Regions from separate parts of the Mus musculus genome. Here region 2 is linked to region 1. The links are chromatin contacts, found by Hi-C in ENCODE. All regions are on one chromosome and are shown on one strand. Each heading gives the region's core, a stretch centred on a gene start or an enhancer-like site at or near the end of the contact. The rest is flanking DNA. Distances are from core to core; before and after follow the strand shown. Region 1 holds the start of Nrf1 (nuclear respiratory factor 1). Region 2 has its middle 28 kb from the start of Gm31221.

Region 1 (7,916 bases), core at 3,662-6,161:
AGCTTCTTTGAAAAATTATTCTCCCTCCTAAAATCAGTGATCAATCTAATCATGCACACAGATGCCTACAAACACAGGCCCTTACTAAATATGGCTTTGCCTACATCAAGAAATTATGTGATGCTGTGGTAGCAGGCGAAGTTTTAAGCACAAAACTCTGAGCTAGGCAAAACAGGAGACCCCTCTGTCAGGGTGATCTTCTAAGACCCTGATGAGTGTCTTAAGGGACAGCATGCAGTAAGTCAGCCACATGGAACTTGTTTTGGTTTTTTTTTTTAAATGTGTGTAAGTATCTCCAAAAAGTTAAACATTTAGTTTTTCTTCAGTTCAAAAGTGGTTTAATGTCTATTAAGTGTGAACACATTAGGACAGCTAAGGCATGACCACCTCATGATGAAGCCTCAAATCTTGCTAAGTACATCCAAGAGAGAGACTGACAGACAGTAGCCTAATTCTGAACTGTATGGGGTAAAGGTATAATCCATTTAATTTCCTGGCAGAGTCCAAAATTTTACTTTCTCGCTGGGCGGTGGTGGCACCCACCTTTAATCCCAGCACTTGGGAGGCAGAGGCAGGCGGATTTCTGAGTTCAAGGCCAGCCTGGTCTACAGAGTGAGTTTCAGGACAGCCAAGGCTACACAGAGAAACCCTGTCTCGAAAAAAAAAAAAATCACTTTCTCAATGATTTTCACCATATTACATTAATTAACTTCAAAGCATTCTTATTGCTATAAGAGTCAAAGTTTCCAACAGTTTAGTATAGCTGTGGTCTGAAAATACCTATACTCACTCAGTTTGTTTCAACTCTATTTCCCTTCCAGCCTGTTCACCTTAGAATAATGATGGATAAGTATTAACTAAGAGCTAGGATGTAGCTCAACTGTTTAAAGTACTTGCTTAACCATGCAAAAATGTACGTGCCTTTAATCCCAACATCTGGAAGGTAGTAGCAGAAGATTTAGAAGAAGTTCAATGTCAACCTCAACTACAAGTGCTAGGCCAGCCTGGGATACACAAATCCTTATCTAAAAACAAAAACAAAACAAAACAAAGGTTAGAGAGATGGTTCAGTGGTTACAATCATTGTCTGCTCTTCCAGAGGTCCTGAGTTCAAGTCCCAGCAACCACTTGGTGGCTCACAACCATCTGTAATGGGATTTGGTGCCCCAACCCTGGCATGCAGTAAGTGTACATGCAGACAGAACACTCATATACATCAAAACAACACAAAACAGTTTTGGGGGCTGGGGATGGCTCAGTGGTCAAGAGCACCGACTGTTCTTCCAGAGGACCTAGGTTCAAATCCCAGCACCCACAGGGCAACTCACAACTATCTGTTAACTCTAGAAACTAACACCCTTCCATAGACATACACGCAGCAAAACACCAATGCACATTAAAAAGGAAAATCCAAACAAACAAAAACAGGCTAGAGAGATGGCTCAGCCGTTTAGAGCACTGCCTACTCTTCCAAAGCAGCACAGACCACTTCCCAGCACATTACTCTTGCTGGGTAGATCAGGAGCACCCGCTAACTTCAGCTCCAGGGGATGGTGCTCTCTTGTGGATTCCAGAGGACCCAATTAGTTCTCAGTACTCACATGCACAACTGCCTGCCACTCCAACTCCAAGGGTGTGATGCCCTTTTCTGACTTTTACTAGCACTAGACATGCAAGTAGTACAGAGACATATATGCAGGCCAAACACTCACAAATAAGAAGTGATGTCATAATACACAGGCAGAAAAAAAAAATCACTAGATTTCTAAACAACCTACTTCTACTACTTCTTCCTCCTCCTTGATAGTGATTGAATCAAGTGCCTTCCTCAAGTTAAGCACACACTCTACCACTGATATATACCACCAGGTCCCAAACAGGCTGGCGTGAGATTGATCTTTCAAATTATAGTCATGCACACATACATATACGTACATGTATATATAATCAGCATCATCCAGTCACAAACACCTAAAGTAAAAGATGCCATTTTTGGAGAGACGAAACTTCCCAAGTCAGGAGGAGAGAGCAGACGTTTGTGAAGTACAACGGCACACCTCCAAGTTTGAGTAGGTGAGCAAGTGTGTGTCAGTGTGGAGCACTGAGCGTGTCTAAGAACCTGACAGGAGTTGACAGGTTCGCTTCCTGGAGTCTACTTCTCAAGACTAACAGTTTATCTCCCACCACCTCCATCCTAAGCAAAAATAAATCAACATGCCTTTCTATGCTGATTTTTTTGTTCAGAAACAAAACCCAACTTCAGTAATTGCTGTTCATCGTCACTATTATTCCAACATTTACTAAATGTCTTATTGCAAATAAAAAGATATAAAATGCCAGCTGGGTGGAGTGGTACACACCTTTAGTCCCAGCACTCTAGAGGCAGAGGCAGGCAGATCCTTTGAGGCCAGTCTGATCTACAAGGCAAGTTTCAGGATAACCAAGGCTACACATTGTCAATATATATATACATACACACACAAGAACCTTAATTTTCCCTTAAAAGGTACATGCTTGCTTTTGTTTCCTATAAAATGCTTTGTACAGACAAGCCAGGTCTGGTTAAAAATGTAGTACATCAGCAAAGACAATTCACAAATTTAAATCACAGGATTGTTGGCCTTCACCTCCCTAACTAAATTAGCAACGGGTGTGTAATTATACCTTAATAAAACAGAAAACCCACAACCTTAGGTCCCACTGAAATATGTATGAGTGTCGAGGGAAATGGAAATCCCTTTTATAATCCTTCTATAATTCCGGTATTTTTGTGAAAACACCTAATTTGAGTTGGCTGGTTCTGGTTAAATGAGAATATAAACCACTCACTAGTAGACAAAAATTCTTCTCCCCTTCTGTATGCTGAGTTTGAGATTATAATGAAATCAAGATTTTAAATAAAGTGGGCTAAAAGACTATTGTTTTGTTTCGATGTGGGTTAGGTACCCAATTGTTAGCAACAGTCGAATTCCTATCAGGCAAACAAACAAACAACAAAAGGCTGCCAATGTATTTCAGCAGCAAACGGTCTGCATGGCCAATGCCCTGTTAGATTCCCCAGCAAAGCACAAAAAAATAAAGAGGAAGGGTAACACCTTCCCAAAAATCTACACTCAACAAATTACAGTTAAGTCTGCACCCAAATTAAGTCACTACATCACATTACACATGACGATTATACACTTACTTTGTACTCATTAACTAGCCATATTTCTACTACTTTATAGGGTAACTTGTCAAGAACTTTCAAACAATGTTAGGGAGTCAGGACATAACTAAATGAAAAAGCAAAATCAACACTCATTTAATATATATGTCACCCCTCTTCTCTTCCCCGGAGTGAGGAACAATCCATTAACTTACTGTTTATGACTAAAGGAAAAGGCATTTAAAAGGATCTGCCGAAGATTGGAAAAAGGACCAAAAAGGACCACTCCTCCAAGGACAAAAGCTGTCCCCATTCTCCTACAGAGCACTGTCCCAACTGACAGGTTCACTCCCACCAACTTTCTCCAATAAATGGAGATTTAAACACTAAAATGGAAGTTTTGCTTTGCCTACTTAAAAAAAAAAAAAAATCGGCCCAACCGATACCAACTCTAACATAAGCCATCATCAGTACAAGATACTTTAATGGCAGGGAAGATGGGGATGACCTGCTAACAGCTCCTCCAACTGGTCAGAGCAGATAGCCTTTGAAGCTCTAACAACATTAATGTATGTTTAACATTTTCAAGTTCTGGTGGGTAGTCAGATGCACCGAACAAAGTTTGGGGCCAGCAGCAACGACACAACAGGTGAGAAACAGTGGACATCACTACAGAACATGCAATGGCAAACCCACGAATCCACGAAAGCCTGGGAGATGTGGGAGAGAATCAAGCACAAGACCACCCCAGACCCCCTGTTTTATCCGAGGCAAAGGCTCCGTTCCTTCTTAAGGGGTGCGCCACCTCCCCCTCCTGTCCCCCGGAGACCACCACGCCAGTCCCAGGAAGAACCCAGGCCCCTCGGTGGGTATCTCCGCCGGAGAGGAAAAACACAATGTCGCTCCTTATTTCTGCGTACAAAAGGACTTTGCGCCCTCCTCCTCCTCCTCGAACTGCCGCCTAGGCGCCTCCTCACAACTTGCAAGAAGGTGGGCAGCGCGCCATATTCAGCGCCCCCCAGTCCACCTGGGTAACCATCCCACGCCACCCCGGCGGGAGGGAAGCTTCGGAGGTCGCCCGGCCGAACCACCAGCCTCCTCTCCCGCCAGAGACAGCCACTCCCGCGCCCCGCCCGGCCGCACCGAGCCACCGGCGGGCCAGAGCCGGGAAGAGCCGAGGGGGCGAGCGCCGAGCCGCCGCTCCGGTCCCGCGCAGCCCACCCACCTCCCGCTCCCGGGCCCGGCGCGCTCTCCCGGGCCGCCGGCTCCCGAGCCCGCAGAAGGAAGACCAGGCCCGGGGTTCCACGGCGCGGAGGAGGCCGCGGCCGGGAGAACCCGAGGCGGTAGGGGAGGCCGGAACCCTGGGGCTCTCGGGAGGGCAGCCGCCTCCCTACCGAGCCCGCCAGGACGCCCGGGGCCTAGTGCGGCCTGCGCATCCTCGGGGTGGCGGTTTGGCTGGGCCGGGCCCGGGCCCGGGCCCCCCGCCCCAGGCAGGCCGAATCCGGCGGGGGCCCAGGCCCCGAGCCGGGGGCGGCAGGGTGCCGGCTGCGGGGCGGGCCGGCCGGCCGGCGGGCGGGCGGCGTGTTGCGGCTGCGCCGGGGCTGAAATAGCTGGAGATTGCGCGGTAGGGCACTCACCTCAGAGCGGCTGCGCTACCGTGGGCCTGCGCCGTGGAGACTGCGACCGCGCCGGCTCCTCGCAGCCTCCTGCCACCAGCGGCAATGGCGAGCGCTGCCGCCTCTGCCGCCGCCGCCGCCGCCGAGGAGGGGGAGGGGAGGGAGGAGGCACGCACGCGACGCACGGCTCGGCTTCCCCGCCCGGAGACCGCCATGATGGCGAGGCCAGCACGGCTCTGCGGCTCCGGGGAGGGGGCTCTCGGCGGCGCTCTCTGAGACCCCCGGCCGCCTCGTCGGCCTCTGGTGCGGCTCGGCAGCGCTGGCCGGGGCCCGGACCAGGAGGGCAACCGGCTGAGCAAGTCGCGGACGCGGCGGCGAAGTGGTTCATGCCGCCCAAGATGGTTGCTAATCCGAAGGAGCCCTCCGCTCGGAGCCGAGCGCGGGGAACTGAGACCTCCGCTCCAAAGCGGCTCCCCCACATTTTACTCGGCGCGCCTTTGCGTAGTCGCCTCGACCCCTCTCTGAAATGCGCTTTGTTTCTCTGTTTCAAAGCCCCAACCAGATCTGTAAACGGGGAACTTTGGTACAAAGCAATATGGTAATTTATTCTCTCGTTCCTTAGACCAACATTTCTAAAGGGCCCCTTTCCGTACTGGATGCTGTTATGGGTGCTCCGAAGTGCACCTGTTAGCAAACCAAGGCTCTATTTAATAAAAATAAAAAAGTAAGTTCTTGCCCTTGCTTTCTCGGCGCTTAGATGAAGCAATAGGGTATCCTAGTATGCCTAACAAGTGAGCAGACAGTGGGAAAATGAAAGGTTGGGGACATGGGGTAGTTTGGGTTGCTTTTGTTATGTCATCAGGAGCCCCCATCAGAACCACCGGGAGTCCCAGCTCCAACTGAAACCTAGAATCTGCATTTTTAACACTTCTGGGAGATTTAATGTGCACTAGATAAATGCCCCACATGGTGTCAGAAAACAGCTTAACAAATAAGCAAACATTTTTTTAATTGGATACCTTTGTCTTATGTAGTTTTTTTTTTTTTTTTTTTTTAGTCCAAGACAGGATTTCTCTGTGTAGACCAGGCTGTCCTGGAACTCACTCTGCAGACCAAGCTGACCTCCAACCCAGAGATCATCTGCCTCTACCTCCCCAGTGCTGGGATTAAAGGCGTGTGCCACCACTGCCCAGCTTAACTGAATGCCTTTTTCCCTTAACGGTTTCTTTTCTCTTCCTTCCTTCCTTACTTCCTTCCTTTCTTTTTTTTTCTTTTTCCTTTTTTTTGGTTTTTAGAGACGGTTTCTCTGTGTAGCCCTGGCTTGGCTGTCCAAGAACTCTGTAGACCAGGCTGGCCTCAAACTCAGAAATCTGCGTGCTTCTGCCTCCCCAGTGCTTGGATCAAAGGCGTGCGCCACCACTGCCTGGCACCCTTAATGTTTTCTAAATCAAACCGATATCACTGTCACTACCCATCCCTGTAGGAATAATGTCTGCTCTTTCCTCTTTGCCTCAATGATTTTTTTTTTTTTTTTTTTTTTTTTTTGAGATAGGGTCTCAACTATGTAGCCCAGGATGGCCTGAAACTCACCATAAAGACCAGACTGGCCTGGCCTCTAACTCAGAGATTTTTATCCTGTCCTTGCCTTCCAAGTTCTGGGATTAAAGACATGGACCCTCTGCCTGGCCATCCAATGACATCTTTAAAGCGTTGTTGCCTCTTTCTGACTTTGGTCCAGGCTGCTTTCGTGTGGAGGTGCTGCACTTAGACTCTGAACTGGCTCCCAGACCCTGGACTTGCTCTCCCCAGCCCCTTCTGCACACTTCAACTTGAATGGACTCTTTTCTTCATTTTTTTAAAAAAAAGCAGATCGTAGCTGGGCGTGGTGGCACACGCCTTTAATCCCAGCACTCGGGAGGCAGAGGCAGGTGGATTTCTGAGTTCGAGGCTAGTCTGGTCTACAGAGTGAGTTCCAGGACAGCCAGGGCTATACAGAGAAACCCTGTCTCAAAAAAAAAAAAAAAAAAAAAAAAAAAAAGCAGATTGTGTTGTGTTATTTCCCTGTTTGGGATGTCTAACGTCTAAAATCCTTGAAGGTGGCTTTGAGAACTTTGATGTCCTCACCCACGGTGCCATCTCTGACTTCATCTGCTGCGTCTCTCTCAGGCTACAGAAGAACTGGGAAGCTGTTGGATCATAGAGATCAAGGAATACTACCCCTCTGCTCAGAACATTTCTCACGGCTGTCTTCTCGCGTGCTAGAACTTTCCATCAGAACAGCTTGTTACTCCTTTAGTCTGGACATGGCTTTCATCCCTCATCCCCCAAGCCTGCTTGCTTTGCCTTTCCTTATCATACAGGACTTACCAGCGACATCTGCATTAGCTCCCTTCTCTGTTTACAATGGCCTCAGTAGCCCAAGCTAACCTCCACCTGAGGTTGACCTGTCCTGGCCTCCCAAGTGGTGGGATACCAGACCTGTGCTGCCATGCTCAGTTAATGTGTGCTGGGGATTGAACCCAGGACCTCATGGGTTTTGCTAGGCAAACAAACAACTGAGCAATATCCCCAGCCCCTACACTCTCCCTCTCATTTCATTCTCCAATGGAGGCCATTACGTAAGTACTACTATGGTCCCTTTTGACAGATGAAGAAGCCAAAACATGCCAATGTTACTTGCCCCAACTCAGATGGAGATGGAACCAGTCCTGATCCTGACCCTACCAGAGCTTTTAGATGGCTATCCACACCCACTCACAAAGCACAAGAGAACCTTAGTGTCAGACAGCATTAACTTCTGTGGAACTTTTGACAGTTTGTACTACAAATATTCTAATACCAAGTTACACAGAATACTTATTGCCAGGGCCAATATGATGGGATGAATGCTGTAAATGACTTTTTCATCACCCTTATATTAGTTCTGTACAGTCTTAAAATTTTTTAAATTCTATTTATTTAATTTATATATATGAATACACTGTAGCCGTCTTCAGACACACCAGAAGAGGGCACCAGATCTCATTATAGATGGTTGTAAGCCACCATGTGGTTGCTAGGAATTGAACTCAGGACCTCTGGAAAAGCAGTCAGTGCTCTTAACCGCTGAGCCATCTCTCCAGGCCCCAGTCTTAAGATTTAATGACATTAAG
Region 2 (7,916 bases), core at 3,010-5,509, 160 kb before region 1:
TCAGTCTGAAGGGCAACAGGACCCTCCCCCTCTGGACTGAGGTGCTGAAACCCTGGAATCTCGGGGTGCCCTACCCACCAGAGAAGAAAAACAAGGTTTAGGATACCCACAACTCCTAGACCCACCAAACACACCCCAAGATAGTTCATTGTGGCTGGCTGAGGTGTGATCTCCAGAGCTACAACCTCTGGAAAGGTGAAGGTTTTCTGACCCCTCGGGTATTTAAAGTTACCTCAAAGGAGTGTTCCCTCTATCTAGTTCAGAGCTGTGTTCTTGTCTATGGGGATGGAAATACACACACACACACACATAATAGATAACACAGATTTTTTTTCATACATATACACACATGTGTGTGTATGTGTGTGTGTGTGTATGCCCTTCTGGGCCAGGCATGGTGGCATTATATACCTCTAATCCTCGGCCCATTCAGTAGGCAGAAGCAGGTAGATCTCAGCACAGAGGCAGCCTGCTATACATAAAGAGTTCCAGGACCAGATCCTCTCTCAACAAAACAAAACCCAAGAAACCCTTCTGCAGATTTCAAAAGAGTTCTGTGCTGATAGCAGCTGAGAAACATAAACGCCTTCCTCCAGAGCAATGGGTCTCACTCAACCTGTGGTCACAACTCCTTTGGGGATCAAATGACCTTTTCACAAAGGTCGGAAAACACAGATATTTGAATTGATTCATAACAGCAGAATTACAGTTATGAAATAGCAATGAAAATAATTTCATGACTGAGAATCACCACAAAAGGAGGAACTGTATTAAAGGGTTGTAGCATTAGGAAGGCTGAGAACCACTGCTTTGCCCTGTATGCAGAAAGTTCTGCCCTCTTAGGATTCCATTGTGAGCACTCCAGTGAGTAGACCAGCCCTCCCTCCATCCTGGGGCCGTAACTGAGAGAGAGAGAGAGTGTGTGGTTACTATGCTGGATCCTAGGACTTAAGGCTTTGTGAACTATGACCTCATGCTGTTCAAAGTACAGAGTCGATGGCCTGCACCTACTGGAGCCTTCTGTTGTAAGACTCTGGCAAGGCGTAGCTTACTGGGAACTCCCTGAGTGAATGATGCAGAGCCAGGAATCCATGCAAAAAGCAAGAGGAATTTATTGTTCCAGCGCTTTGGGGTTGTCCTACACATGGAGGTGAGAGAGAACGACCACACAGCACATTTGGGCGAGTATTTATACAGTTTTCAAAGCAGCAGCCATTGGGCACAATGTGATTGACAGAAGAGTGTGACTTAAACTGATTGGTCTTTAGAGAATGAAGTGGCAGGCTGGAGTGATGGCTCAGTTGGTTAAGAGCGCTCTTCCAGAGGTCCTGAGTTCAATTCCCAGCAACCACGTGGTGGCTCACAACCATCTGTAATGGGATCTCTTCTGGTGTGTGTCTGAAGATAGCTACAGTGTACTCACATAAATAAAAAATAAATCTTTAAAAAAAGAAAAAAAGAGAATGAGGTGGCAAGGACTTCCCTTGTCTGTAGATGGCCAACATGAAATGTGTCTAAGTGCTCTGGGCCTCTGCCACCTGCACGTAACTGATAGTAAACATGCAAGTGCACACACACACACACACACACACACACACACACACTGGTCTAAGGAATGTAATTAGCCTCTCCCTTCCGGAGAGTGGGGGTACCTAAGTGTTTCATGACCTTTCTCTTCCAGGAGAGGAGGGGTCTGGAATTTTCCAAATACTCTGAGCTGACCTCTTCACCGTCTGGGACCCAGATACACCATGGCTGACCTGCCCAGATGTCAGTTCCATAGTTTTGGTCCAGATCTGAGAGTCAGGACTTGTCCTCCAACACAGCCCATTTCCACTGACAGCAGCATTGCCAGTGTTTCTGAGGCCTTCAGTAGAGATAAAGTCAGCTGTAGGGCCAGGAGAATCAGTAGTATGTAGTTCAGTAGTAGAATCCTGTGTGTGAGGCTGTGGGTTCAACCTTCAATACCAACAAATAAAAACTGATCAGGAGCATACTCTCTAGAGCAGAAATATAGAATGCCATCGCCATCCCTGTCTTGAAAAAACAACAGAAAACAAAAACAAAAGAACAAAAAACAACTTTCTGGTGGTCACTGGTTTTTTTTTCCTTATTTTTTAAGTTCATTAATCATTTGTTTACATTTCAAATGTTGTCCCCCCATCCCGATCTCCCCTCTACAACCTCCTCCCCACGCCCTCCCCTCTGCTTCCAAGAGCGTGCTCCCTCACCCACCCACCCACCCACCCACTCCTGCCTCACCCCTCTGGTATCTTCCTTCACTGGGGCACCAAGCCTTCACAGGACCAGGCACCTCCCCTCCCACTGATGCCAGATGAGGCCGTCCTCTGCTACATATGTAGCTGGAGTCATGTGTGCTCTTTGGTTGGTGGTTTAGCCCCTGGGAACTGAGGGGTCTGGTTGGTTAATTGATACTCTTGTTCTTCCTATGGGGTTGCAACCCCCTTCAGCTCCTTCAGTCCTTCCCCTAACTCTTCCATTGGGGTCCCCAGGCTCAGTCCAATGGTTGCTGTGAGTATCTGCATCTGTCTTAGTCAGGTGCTGGCAGAGCCTCTGAGAGGACAGCCATGCCAGGCCCTAAGTACATCAAGGCATCAGCAATAGTGCCAGGGTTTGGTGTCTGTGGATGGAATGGATCACACAGCGGGACAGTCCCGGGACGGCCTGGCCTTCAGCCTCTGCTCCATTTTTGTCCCTGCATTTCCTTTAGACAGGGACAATACCTTATTTAAAAAGATAATATTAAAAAGATAATAAATAATTTATTTAGCTCAATATTACCTGTTTGCTGTATAATTGATACTTACAAGTTAATGGGTTGCCGGGCAGTGGTGGCACACGCCTTTAATCCAAGCACTTGGGAGGCAAAGATAAGGCAGGTTTCTGAGTTCAAGGCCAGCCTGGTCTATACAGAGTGAGTTCCAGGACAGCCAGCCAGTACTATACAGAGAAACCCTGTCTCAAGAAAAGAAAAAGAAAAAGTAAGCCGGGCATGGTGGCACACGCCTTTAATCCTAGCACTCGGGAGGCAGAGGCAGGCAGATTTCTGAGTTCGAGGCCAGCCTGGTCTACAAAGTGAGTTCCAGGACAGCCAGGGCTGTACAGAGAAACCCTGTCTCGAAAAACCAAAAAAAAATAAAATAAAATAAAATAAAATAAAAAAAAAAGAAAAAGAAAAAGTTCATGAGTTAATTTGCACTTTAGTGATGGTAATATTAGTTCAGTATGTATCTATCAACACGAATGCTAATTTCTCAGTGGTCAAAGGCATAGCCAGTCTCTGGTCAGTGCTGAGGAGGCGGAGAAGTTTGAGTTGAAAGCCAATTTGGCCAATCCTGTCTACAAACATTCAGGGGGCTGGAGAGATGGCTCAGTGATTAAGAACACTGACTGCTCTTCCAGAGGTCCTGAGTTCAGTTCCCAGCACCCATGGAGACTTCGGCCACCCATAACTACAGTTCCAGGAGATCTTCTGACCTCCACCTGTGCCAGGCACACAAATAAATGGTCCACATACATATGCAGGCAAAAGCACACATGCATAAAATAGAATCTAAATACAATATTTGTTTGTTTGGAGACAGAGTTGTTCTGCCTAGCCTTGGCTGTCCAGGAGTTCGATCTGTACACCAGGCTGGTCTTGAACTCTCAGAGATCTGCCTGCCTCTGCCTCCCAGAAGTTTTGTTATTGTTTTACTAGAACAAAGTTTTGCAGAAAAATGTACAGTGCTTGTTTTGAGCTCTAATTAATGTGTATATACCGTGAAAAAATGCAGTACTCTCCCAGAGACAAAGTGCGTAGAGGGGAGGAGGGAGTTAAAAAGAAAGGAATTTATGCTCAGTACCGGGAAGCGCCCCCCACCCTCCTGCTGCTGGAAGCCTCTGCTGGCTGCTAGGGTTTTTCTGTATAGAAGGCAAATAATCCCGGAGCCTAGATGCCTTCAGGGACAGTGGAAGTACCAGGCAGTGGGAGCAGAGGCTCGCGGGGTGGGGGGCTCTGAGGCTCCACCTGGCTGTCCCCTTAGCCTCAGCTTCATCCTCCGGGACGGGAGGGGCGTGACTTCCAGGATCTGAGGACACCGGGGCTCCGCCGTTCTGGATAGTCCGTAGACAGCTGAGACCGCCCGCGGTGGCAGATGCTGTGACCCCAGAGCTGCTGAGACGCCACAGGCTCTCCAGAGTGTCCCTCCTCGGCTCCGCCGCCAGGGGGCGCGCGGGGCTCGTGCTGGCCCCGGCTCTGCGCCTCGCGAGGGAGAGCCTGGCTGGTGGCACAAAGCATCCCCATCCCCGCTCTGTGACTACCACACCTGTCCTCTGAACACAGGACCCCAACCTGTCAATTGCCAGGGATATATAGAGAAACCCTGTTCCGCAAAAACAAAAAACAAAAACAAACAAACAAACAAACAAACAAACAACAAAAAAAGAAGCCAAGCCGATCAGTGGTGGCACGCCTTTAATTCCAGCACTTGGGAGGCAGAGGCAGGCAGATTTCTGAGTTCGAGGCCAGCCTGGTCTACAAAGTGAGTTCCAGGCCAGCCAGGGCTACACAGAGAAACCCTGTCTCGAAAAACCAAAAAAAAAAAAAAAAAAAAAAAAAAAGCCAAGCTGAGAACAATTTAAAGTGAAAGTACTTAGATCTTTTAGATCTTTCTTTTCACACGGGCAGCACATGCTAACAGTAAGGAATGGAGAAGGTGGCTTTGGGTTGTTTGAGCAGACAGTGCCCATTCAAAGACACCTGGACTGAGAGCAGTCATTTCCAGACTGAAGGAGGCGGCCTTTGTCCTGCATGGAGGACCTCAGGGTGAGCTGGCAGGCCCTTACTAGCAGAGGACCCCTGAGGTCAGGGGACTGGCCCAGCAGTGTGGCTCGGGCTGCAGGGAAGCGGTGAGACCGCGGGTTTTAGGGCCTGTAAAGGAGCACACGGGCTCAGGACAACATGGTCCCCTGCCAGTAATTCACTCACACGGAGCCCTGGGATGAGGGCCTCTCCAGCTCGAGCTGCGCTGCCTGCCCAGCATCTGTTCCCTCCTGTGTGGAGGACACAATGCAGTTTGCTGGACTCTCCCTGCCTGCCATGTGGATCCCGGGGGTTCCCTCTCCCGCCTTCCAGAGCAGCTTTTCTGAATTCGGAGAATGCCAGCGCTGGGGAAAGAGGAGAGCCTTTGGTCCCAGTTGGCAGAGGCCAGGAAGAGGGTCTGCCTGCAAGCTGGCCGCCCGCCTCTCCCGCTGGTGGAAAGCTAGTTGCTTTGCCCTTACACCAGGTTTCCGCCGCTTCCTGACATTTGCAGCCCGTGTTCCTGAGGACCAGGCCTCTTAGTGTGGGTGGGAAATTGGATGGTGCTCTTATGATTCAGCCCTGTCTCTAAAGGTCACTCCCCCCTGAGTCTGGTGACCTGAGTTCAATCTCCGGGATCCCTGTGGTGGCAGAAGAGGAACCAACTCCTGAAAGCCGACCTCTGACCTCCACACATATGCCATGCCATTAACACACTCTCCCCCCTGAATACATAAATGTAAAAATAAGGGACTGTGGTTTCTTGAGGCAAAGCCTGTATTATAATAATAATAATAATAACAAATTATTATTATTATTATTATACACAAGTTAGTAAGGGCCAGGTGGGAAAGGCCATATGCTGAGCTTTAAGAAGATTTATACCCAGCCATGGTGGCATATGGTTGTACTGAGGAAGCTGAGATGGGGGGTTGTTAGTTTTATCAAAGCCAGTTTGGACTACAAGCAAAACTCTGTCTCAAAACAACAACAACAAAAAAGACTTTGCTCTGTGTACCTCTGAACTCACTCTGTAGACCAGGCTGATTGAACTCACAGAGATCCAACTACCTCTGTTTTGAAGTGATGGGGTTAAAGGGGTTTGCCACCACACTAAACTTCAAAAAGACACTTCTTCTTTCTCCTTCTCCTTCTCCTTCTTCTTCTTCTTTCCTTTTTTGAGACAGAGTTTCTCTATGTAGCCCTGGCTGTCCTGGAATTCACTCTGTAGACCAGGCTGGCCTCAAACTCAGAAATCTGCCTGCCTCTGCCTTCCAAGTGCTCGGATTAAAGGCGTGTACTACCACTGCCCGGCTTCAAAAAGACATTTCTTTTTTTTTTTAATTCATTTATTATTATATGTAAGTACACTGTAGCTGTCTTCAGACACACCAGAAGAGGCCGTCAGATTTCATTACAGATGATTATGAGCCACCATGTGGTTGCTGGGATTTGAACTCAGGACCTTCAGAAGAGCAGTCAGTGCTCTTAACTGCGGAGCCATCTGTCCAGCCCCAAAAAGACATTTCTAAGAATACAGATAAAGCTGGAGATGTATCTCAGTGGTAGAGTATTTGCCTAGGAAATGTACGGCCCTGGTTTCAGTCCCAGCACTGAAATAAATGGGTAGATAAGTGGGTGCAGTTTAGACTGGGGCTGGGGCTCCATGGTAGTTTACTACATGGTAGTTTACTGGCATGTATAAGAAAGACCCTGGGTTGACTCCCGGCACAAAGAAAGAAGGGAAGTGAGGAAGAAAAGAAGAATCTATACCAAAGCTTGGCTCTATGAAACAATCACAAACCTCTAGCTAGACTGACTGTGGTGGTTTGAATATGCTTGGCCCACAGGAAGTGGTACTGCTAGGAGGTGTGGCCTTGTTGGAGAAAGTGTGTCACTGTGGGGTGGGCTTTGGAGGTCTCCTCCTATGCTCAGGCTCCATCTACTGTGGAAGAGAGCTTCCTCATAGCTGCCTGAAGATGCCAGTCTCTCCTGGTTGCCTTCGAATCAAGATGCAGAACTCTCAGCCCCTTCTCCAGCACCATGCCTGCCCACATGCTACCGTGCTTCTTACTATGATAATGGACTGTAAGCCATCCCCAGTTACACGCAGCCTTTATAAGAGCTGCCTTAGTCATGGAGTCTCTTCATAGCAATGGAAACTCTAAGACCCTGACCAAGCCAAAGGAGCTCAAGGAAAAGGGGGGGGAGGGGTACAAATGAGACAAACAGGAGCTGGACAGAGGCCCAGTGGCTAAGAGCACTTACTGCTTTCAGAGGACCCTGGTTTGACCCAGCACCCACATGGCGGCTCACAGCCATCTGTGACTCCAGCTTGAGGGGTTCTGACCCCTTCTTCTGACCCCTAGGGGCACCTGCACACAGGTGCACCAACACACACAAAAGCAAACAAAAGTAAATAAAGCCCGGTGTGGTGGCTCACACCTTTAATCCCAACACTCGGGAGGCAGAGGCAGGCGGATTTCTGAGTTCAAGGCCAGCCTGGTTTACAGAGTGAGTTCCAGGACAGCCAGGGCTATACAGAGAAACCCTGTCTAGAAAAACCAAAAAAAGAAAAAAGAAAAAGAAAAAAGAAAAGAAAGCAGAATAAAGGTGCGGCTGTGAATAATTGTAAGCTAACAAACAAGATACTCAGATGATACCAGCAGTTTCAAGGAAGGCGGCATTGACTTGGAGAAATAAAAGGCCTGACTGATTCATAACACGACTTGTACTTATCTTTTTTAAATTATATATTCTATGTCTATGATTGCTTCCCCTGCTACCCCTGTGTATGTGTGTACACTGTGTGCAATCCTGGTGTTCATGGGAGGAGAAAGGATGTTCGTTCCCCTGGAATTAGAGAATTAGAGATACAGATCATTGTGAGTCGCCATGTCAGTGCTGGGAATTGAACCCTGATCTTCAGCAGGAGCGGCCAGTGCTCTCGGAGGCTTGAGCCAGCTCTCCAGCCCCTTGGTTTTACTGCTCCAAGCTCCTCTCAGAGGGCCAAGGCTCAACTAGTGTCTCTGGCAAACTCAACCAAACTTAAAAATCAATTGAAACTGATTTTTCCCAGTTTAATAAAGGTGACTTTCCCAGCCCATCTCACGCT

Evidence for each region. Hi-C counts contacts between places; a loop is a spot of excess contacts on that map.
Region 2: a map of heart shows a loop between it and region 1 (2.6-fold over the local background). The contact joins the enhancer-like site here to the promoter of Nrf1 in region 1. A Hi-C loop is called at or near these places in 1 of 37 maps with a recorded cell type or tissue (heart).

The regions. Positions count from the first base shown.
Region 1 is chr6:30,044,983-30,052,898 of GRCm38, reverse strand. Nrf1 (nuclear respiratory factor 1) reads right to left here and starts at 4,911. Exons shown (of 12, transcript NM_001164226.1): 1 at 4,786-4,911.
Region 2 is chr6:30,202,079-30,209,994 of GRCm38, reverse strand. No RefSeq gene overlaps it. Among named protein-coding and RNA genes, the nearest start is that of Gm31221, 28 kb to the right of the region's middle. Within about 2 kb of position 4,259, at least 1 of the 3 ENCODE cell types and tissues checked has a DNase peak (open chromatin) inside an H3K27ac peak, as active enhancers do; it is heart, where a contact is called at or near this core.